Regions from separate parts of the Mus musculus genome. Here region 1 is linked to region 2. A link is a contact called in ENCODE Hi-C data. All regions are on one chromosome and are shown on one strand. Each heading gives the region's core, a stretch centred on a gene start or an enhancer-like site at or near the end of the contact. The rest is flanking DNA. Distances are from core to core; before and after follow the strand shown. Region 1 holds the start of BC051665 (cDNA sequence BC051665). Region 2 overlaps Dapk1 (death associated protein kinase 1).

The links. A loop is a pair of places that touch in the nucleus more often than their neighbours do.
Region 1: a map of v-Abl transformed pro-B cells shows a loop between it and region 2 (2.1-fold over the local background). The contact joins the promoter of BC051665 here to the enhancer-like site in region 2. A Hi-C loop is called at or near these places in 1 of 37 maps with a recorded cell type or tissue (v-Abl transformed pro-B cells).

What each region holds. Positions count from the first base shown.
Region 1 is chr13:60,784,544-60,788,571 of GRCm38, forward strand. BC051665 (cDNA sequence BC051665) reads right to left here and starts at 1,821. Exons shown (of 8, transcript NM_199148.2): 1 at 1,746-1,821; 2 at 477-613; 3 at 78-200. The coding sequence starts at 602.
Region 2 is chr13:60,727,812-60,732,226 of GRCm38, forward strand. Dapk1 (death associated protein kinase 1) reads left to right here. Exons shown (of 26, transcript NM_029653.3): 15 at 617-715; 16 at 1,566-1,763; 17 at 3,014-3,211. Among named protein-coding and RNA genes, the nearest start is that of Gm35540, 44 kb to the left of the region's middle. Within about 2 kb of position 1,639, at least 1 of the 3 ENCODE cell types and tissues checked has a DNase peak (open chromatin) inside an H3K27ac peak, as active enhancers do.

The sequences.
Region 1 (4,028 bases), core at 571-3,070, 57 kb after region 2:
AATCATTGCAAATGGAGAGATGACTTACAATGAACTGGAGAGGAAGGACCATGTTCTGCAATCCACACCACACTCACCAAATCACCAAAGGCGTTCATCTCCAAGTTGAAGCCATGCTTCCCCTTCAGATAGTCCTCGTTGTGCAGGCCGATCATCTTCATGTTATTCTCCCACACTGCTCTCTTCTGTGCTTCTTCATTCTGGAAGAGATACAGTGTGTGGTCTTTCTACTTCAAACCCAGCATTAGTTCCCTCAGTGGGCCTGCTGCTACAGCCAACAAGAACCAAGGGTATCTGTCCACCTCTGGAAGCCATAACCCAGGCCCTGTGGCACCAAGGTGGTTTGCCACCAGTGTTCATAAAGCCTGCCATGTGGTCATGCCTGGGAGGAAGTGCTTCCACAATATGAAGTCTAATCTTGCCACAGCAAGGACCACTGTCTCTGTGTTGCCCCTGGACTTGTCCCTGGTACCAACCATGTTGTATGTTTTCCTGTGTTTTGTCTTCCATTCCTCCCATACAGCATCCAAACTGGGATCGTGTGCTGGAGCAGCTGAGACCACCCCTAAGCACAGGGTGGCCAGGAGGAAAACTGGAGTCATACTTCCAAACCCTAGAGATTGTGAAGAAATGAGATTCTAGTCATGGAAATTCTTCAATAAACTCTTATTTTGACATAAGTTGTTAAGTTCACCATCTTTCAGTGTTTGTTGACATGGCTAAGAATGACATTGGCTTGTAGCACACCTTCAAAAAAAAATGTCAGAAGTCAAACAGAATGAAGAGCAGCTGTGGAGGGCTCCAGAATTTAGATGATGTGTGAACTGTGCACTTAGCTCAGCACAGGGTTTGGATCCACCCGTGGTTCAGAAATTTCAAGCAACAACTAACTTCTTAAGTATTCAGAGTTTATCCGGGTTTATTCCATTGATATTCATGTTTCATATGTACGCAATGTGATCCCCCAGTACAAAGAGATCTGCAAGACTTGGCGGGGTGATCACAAGACATCTTTTTCTTGGATTGTGTACACTAAGAGACAGAATATGCCTCTGCTCTCTCTCTCTCTCTCTCTCTCTCTCTCTCTCTCTCTCTCTCTCTCTTTCCTGAAATCTTTCTGGAATGTTGCCTCTAGAACCTTGGAAGAATTTCAGTTGGGAATCTGCTCCACAACTGGGATGTGCCTTCAGAATCCTACTTTCCTGTTTCAATGGGGAGTGTCCTATGGCTGAGTACAGGATGGCATAGCTACCAATTTAAGCGAGAAATGAGGAGAACAATTCCAGACTTAGGCTTTAAAAAGTTTTGCGTGGGACAATCCAGAAAGAGCCATGCCAATTGTGCCACATGCTACTCCTTGGGCACATGGGGGATGAGACAAAGGGACTGTCCCTGACCACTTCTACATGAGAATGATCATCTGTTTTGGCAGCTTATATAAAGGGACAAACTGGTACTTCCTGTGCCCACGGGACCAGAGGTAGACCACTAGCTTCTGCTCACTCAGAGGAACCAGTTTTCCTGATTTTGCATTATTGATACTTTTCACACACTTGGACTTCTGAACAGTCGGGTGACCTCCTGGCATCCTTACCAAGCCATCTCTGCATCCCCATACTAGTTCTGCTAAGACAAAGTTGGTACTCTCATTCTTGAGGGAGCTGAATGGTGCTACAAAGAATCTCTCTAGGGTGCTCCTCCAGTGTTAGTATCAAGCATGTCTTGATAGAGCTATGGGGGCTCACCTGGGATGTACATAGCTGGGCAGGTGGGCTTCAGAGTCTCAGGTCTTCAGAGGTTGCTGAGGTCCCAGGCTGTGACACAGCTGCATGTGGATCCAGACTTTATATCCCAAGCTGTGGCTCCAGGACAGTGTCCTTGCCCAATTGCTCCTCCCTGGAATTGGTTTAGGTGGGCAATTGGACTGCACCTCCAGGCTGTGGGACTGCAGGCACATACTGACTCTAATTCTCATTCTGACCTGGGGCATTGGGTGTAGGTTGCCTTGGTGGATTGTGGGGAAGGGAGCAGTGGGTCCCTGTTTAGGAAAGTAGATTGTGTGAGTCTCATGACATTAGCTGAGAAAGTATTCTCACAGAGGGCTTGGCACTGGCTTAGGACAGAAAATTCTAGCTAACTATGTTTGCTTTTCCCATAGAAGTAGAGATTTTTGTTAAAATCCTTGCCACTCCTTCCCCATGAGCAATTATATCCTAGCCCAGTGTTTCCTCTTTAAGGCACATCTAAGCTGGATCTCCTGGAAGTTACAGACTCTGGGCCCTTTTCCCCAATGCCAGCAAGAAGAAAACTGGGCTTCTTAGAATCTTTAGAGGCAGACTATCCCCAAACAGGGAGGAGATGATCACAGTCACCCCAATGTTGGACTGGGATTGGGGTGTCCTGAGACTGCAGAGCACTTGTAAGTCACCTCATCCTGACTGCTCACTTCGTTCTCTTCAGCTTCAGCAAACATTGTGAGGAATTTACACAAACCTAGGTGGAGAACAGGGAAAGTTTTTGGAATCTGGTTTGGTTAGCACCTCTGAGCTTACAGAATTTTTTTGTTTGTTTGTTTTATTTTCATTGTTGCCTTAGGGTTGACTTTAGGGGTGTTACTTCCACAGTGACCAAGGTAGAAGTGAATAGGGTTTGGACACATTTTAGGTGAAGGAAACGTGCAAATCTATAATGTGCAGGTAGCTCTGGTCATTATGCAGTTAAGGGAAATAAACCACAACTGTCCTCAATACTTATTACTGACATTGTAGAAAACTGTCTTTTAGTGAAGTACTGCCATTGCCTTTCCTGAACAACCTTTGCTAATCATATTTCAAGTTCTTTGATTGAAACATGGAGTCCTATGCCATTTTTATTATTATACTTGTGTCTACTTAAGATTCCATTGATCATCTACTTAAAACAAAATCAGCCTTATAGCTTTTTTTATTGTGATGAAATAGGCCTAACGTGGAAATGGACCTTTCAGCAGAACGTCTATGGAATTAGCGACATACACATGGTCTTGCAACTGTCAGCACCATAGTTGTCCAGATTCTAGTATTTGTATTTCTAAACTGAGTTCTCATTAAGTATCTATCCTCTTTCCCAAGTCCTGAACCTACCACTCAGTTTTCTGTGTTTGATTTTGAGGCCTTCTACAGGCAGAAAGCTTGTATCTGCCTCTACACCTCAACCACGTTGAAAGTAGATTGCTATTCCAACTGTATAAAGATATGTGATCATTACAACATGATCACTCTGCACAGCACACGTCAGTCTCCATACTTTCTGGAGTTGAGCTATTCCTCCATATGGAGATCTCAGGCTTAGCCCTTGCTAGGCCTTTGGCTCCCTTTATACCTTCCTCTAGCTAGCAACAGAGGCTCCACCAAATGACACATGTATTTTCAACCTTTGCTTTTAATCCTTTTGGGTACACATTCAGGAGGCCAGATGATGGGCATATAATTCTCTACTTTAGTTCCCTCAGAGTTTCCACAGAGCAGGCACCAGTGAATTTTACCACCAACCACACCCAAGGGTGCAGATTTCAGACTCTTTCCTGACACATGGTATTTCCTGTTTTCCCTTTTGAAGACCCTCTTCCCCAACTGTGTGTAGCAGGTCTGAGCTGTGTTTCTCAAGAATCAGTGCTATGAGGAATTTTCTACTGTCTCAATTCTCATTGCTCTCTTATTCATAAGAAAGTCTCCAATAGTTGTTTTGTTTTGTTTTTTTTGAGACAGGGTTTCTCTGTATAGCCCTGGCTGTCCTGGAACTCACTCTGTAGACCAGGCTGGCCTTGAACTCAGAAATCCACCTGCCTCTGCCTCCCAAGTTCTGGGATTAAAGGTGTGTGCCACCACAGCCTGGCTCCAGTAGTTCTTTATTAGTTTATTTTGTTATTTGGTGAGTTTTAAGAGTTTGAAAATTTCCTCTCTCTCTCTCTCTCTCTCTCTCTCTCTCTCTCTCTCTCTCTCTCTCTCTTTCTCTCTCTCTCTCTCATACACACACTGTATCACCTGAGT
Region 2 (4,415 bases), core at 389-2,888:
GCATCAGATCCCATTACAGTGGTTGTGAACCACCATGTGGTTGCTGGGACTTGAACTCAGGACCTCTGGAAGATCAGTCAGTGCTCTTAACCGCTGAGCCATCTCTCCGGCTCCAAACCTGGTCTTAAAAGGGTATGGCAGACAGAGATGGGGAGAGAGGGAGATTGACAGAAACAGAGAGAGAAGGAGGGAGGTGGAGAGGGGAGAGAGAGAGAGAGAGAGAGAGAGAGAGAGAGAGAGAGAGAGAGAGAGAGAGAGAGAGAGAGGGAGGGAGGGAGGGAGGGAGGGAGAGGGAGAGAGAGAGAGAGAGCGCTATGGATGGATAGATGAAGTCTAACAGCTAGAAGCATCTGTAATGAGGTTGATATGGCCCTCATGGTAAAGGGAACATATTCTCACTGCATTGTTTTCCATAACAAGATGAGCCAGGTGCGAGGATTACATACCAGCTGCCTAGTTGCTGCCTGACCCCCTGTCCTGCCCTTAGTCTCTTGGGAGCAAATGGCTTGAGGGAAGGTGTGAAGGTGCCACCAAAGGAAGGCATGGGACAGTGCTCTTGATCTCAGAAGTGGTTTTGAATTCTGGTCTTTAGATCATGGGTCCATTTCTTTTGCAGTCTGGAGAGACAGCTCTTCACGTGGCAGCCCGCTATGGCCATGCAGATGTGGTTCAACTACTGTGCAGTTTTGGCTCTAATCCTGATTTCCAGGACAAGGTAGGTCATGGGAACAGACGTGCTCAGTTCCTTGTCCCCAGGCCTCCCTGTACAGCAGCCAGGTGACCCAGGTGACTCATAAGGAAGGCCTCTCCACTTAGGTTTCTTGTCATCCATTGCAGAGCGCAGGTCCTTAGACAGCAATATGCAACCAGCTTCCCTTCATTCACCCGTTTAATCCCCAGAACAGCCCTGTGAGGCGTATCGCTGTTATCAGCACCCTTGCTCTACAAATGACGGAACCCACACAGGAAAATTCCACGGCTTGCTTAAGCTGTCTGTGGTGGGACCAGGGATTGCATCTTACCCAGTCTTGGGTTTAGAATTTCCATTTATAAGTACTACTCTCTTCTGGAACCCTGAAGACAGATGTGTGTTTGATGATGCTGACAGAGGTGCCAACTTCCCAGTCCCCATGAGCCTTCAGGCCAACTCTTCCTGGACTAGTTACAGAAGGATCATCAAGATAGCTGTCTCACAGTGTGCTCTTCTGACTCATACCTGGCAGAATCAAAGCACAGAAACTGCTAGAAAAATTCTTGCTCAGAGGGCTGCTTCTGGCCAGGAAGAGTTTCAGACAGACAAAGGCAATTTTGCCAAAAGCTGTTCTCAGTCCAGAGGCCCCAGTAGTGAGGTCTGTGATATATTGAGAAAACAGAGTTCACTTAGCATTCTGGTTGAGGTCACAGACTGACCAGGGAAGGGACTGGGTCTGCCACTTAAAGGCATCGGATCCTGATGGTGGAGTTATCTCAGGTTAATTTCTTGCCACACTGGCTGCAATCTCTGCTTCCATGGCCTTGACTTTCTTGTCTGCGTTTTCTTCCCCTGCACTCGTGACCTTGGCCAGGAAGAGGAAACCCCCCTGCACTGTGCTGCCTGGCATGGCTATTACTCCGTGGCTAAAGCTCTTTGTGAAGTTGGCTGCAACGTGAATATCAAGAATCGGGAGGGAGAGACCCCATTGCTGACGGCGTCTGCCAGGGGCTATCATGACATTGTGGAGTGTCTGGCTGAACATGGAGCTGACTTGAATGCTTCTGACAAGGTGCTTTATGGGGGAAATGCTTGGCTCTTTCTGTGAAGTGATCTGTCGAGCTGGAGGGACCATGAGACTTGCCTACTTGTCTCCTTGAGATAACAAACATGAACTAAGTATTCTGTTGATCATTCTTCCATTCTTTGGTTCCAAAAGTGTTCTTTGGAGTTTTTTAGAGTCTTTTTAGCATGCAACTAAGTTTCTGATTGAACAGGCCTCTTTGGTCCGTGTTTTGACCTGTTTAGTTTTAGAGCAGGGACCATGTCGGTTTTAGACACAGGTAGAAGCAGGCATTTATTTTGCCACCTCCTCTTTTGTAAAAAGACAATAAACCACTATTATTTGTTTTATAATTGTACTTCTCGACCAGGTGTTCCCTAATTACCTAAGCAATTCCAACACAATCTGTTTGAATCTGAACTTAAACCAACACAGTGATGGTGCTATATACAGTTAGACTGGAGATGCTGTAGCTTACGTAGCAACGACCTTTTGTAGAATGGTGTCTTGGAACCCTGTGTGGTTCTCTGGAGACAATGTTTTGTTTGCCATGGATGGGTTGGGTATTTGCTCCTGGCACCTGGTAGGTAGAGCTAATGTTACTGTTAGACAGTCACAAGCCCCAGTGTCAGGCATGCGGAGTAGAGAAGCTCATACAGACACAATAGAGGTCTGGTGGAAAGCTCTGCTGGCCTGGGTCCTTAGACAGCAGTATGCAACCGGCTTCCCTTCCAACTCCCGTACAATAATAACTTAGCACTGCTATCCCCTAAGTTTTTGGGGTGCTGTTAATTCTCAGGCTGGGTTCTATGTTGTTCAGAGGTTAAGCAATCTACATCTTCTTTCTGAGCATTCAGAAGTCCTTGGGGAAATTATTTCTCCTTGCTTTCTCTGTCGTTTCTGATAGTTCTTTCTCTACTTACGAATTTAGCAAGTGTTACTGGGCAAATGTTTTGAAAGTGTTTTCAGATCTGTTTGCTGGCAATTGGCATACCATTTTATCAGTTCTGATACAGAGGAGTATAGCCTTTCTGTCTGATACATTGCCTGAGCCTAAATGATTCAACAGTGGTCAGCCCAGGCTTCAATTATACGGAACGGAATGGATAAAGCCCCCACCCTTTTCCAGTCCAGGCAATGACATTTGAAGTTCTTGGGTGGTGTAGGAGCCATTCTGTTTACAGCTAATTCTTATACAGGGGAGAGATTAGGCTGAGGCTCTAAGCCAGACATGCTCATGAGCCTGGGTTTGGTTCCAGGATGGACACATCGCTCTTCATCTTGCTGTGAGGCGTTGTCAGATGGAAGTCATCAAGACCCTCCTTGGCCATGGGTCCTTTGTGGATTTCCAGGACAGGCATGGCAACACACCCCTGCACGTGGCCTGCAAAGATGGAAGCGCACCTATCGTGGTGGCCCTCTGTGAAGCCAGCTGCAATCTGGACATCTCAAACAAGGTACATGTAGAGGGTAGGATCCCCAGGCTCCCACCCAGCCGGCCAGACACTTTTGTTGGGTTCTTGCCATGGTTTTATTATTATTCCAACATAGGGGAGGGTTACTGCCACTCGCATGCACTGGATGTCCAGAGGACAGTGACATTTTGGGCTGTGTGCCTGTTGAGTAATCTCCTACACTGACGTTAGAACACAGAGACATTGGCATGCACTTTGTGCAGATTCTGGCTTCCCACTGTGGTGCTTGGAGAATGAGTGAGTGTGTGCACATGCATGTGTTAGCAAATGCAGGGCTCAGGGTCACCTGGGGATGTACACACATACATACTTGTGTGCTTGTGTTTTCAAGAGCTCACAGTACAAATGTCAGCTTCCTTCTGAAGGACAGTGTCTTCAGTGTATACTCTTTTTTTAAAAAAAATTTTATTTATTCTCTGCATATGAGTTCACTGAAGCTGTACAGATGGTTGTGAGCCTTCATGTGGTTGTTGGGAATTGAATTAAGAACTTCTCCTGGCTCCTGTCAACCCCACACTCACTCTGATTGACTCCACTTGCTCAGTTCCTGCCACTCTGGCCCAAAGATTTATTTATTATTATAAATAAGTACACTGTAGCTGTCTTCGGACACACCAGAAGAGGGCATCAGATCTCATTTCAGGTGGTTGTGAGCCTCCATATGGTTGCTGGGATTTGAACTCAGGACCTCTGGAAGAGCAGTCAGTGCTCTTACCCGCTGAGCCATCTTACCAGCTCTAGTATATACTCTTGACCCTGTAATTTAACCAAGAATCTCTGGAGCACAGGCTGTCTTACCTGTCCCTTTTGAGCTGTCTATGGGCAAAAGTTTCTAAACATGTTTGTGTATGTATGCATGAATGCACACCAAGCAAGTTTGGTAAAACCAAGGGAATATTGTCACCTTATAATTAATAAAGAGATGAAAATAAATTGTATTTTCTCAGCCCATTAAAAAGCCCTGGTGCAGATTTCTAGACTGTCACCTGCATTTCGCTGAATCCCGTCCAGATTTTCGGTACAATAATAAGAGTTAAATATTTGTGTAGTTTCAGTGTGTAACTGCATGAAAGGCGGGCACACTCTTCTTAAGGTCACGTTCAAAAGGACACTGAGAGGGGTTCTATCTAACTGTGGGGAATATCCGTTTATAGATGGTGTATATGGTGCTGTACGGTTTTATGAT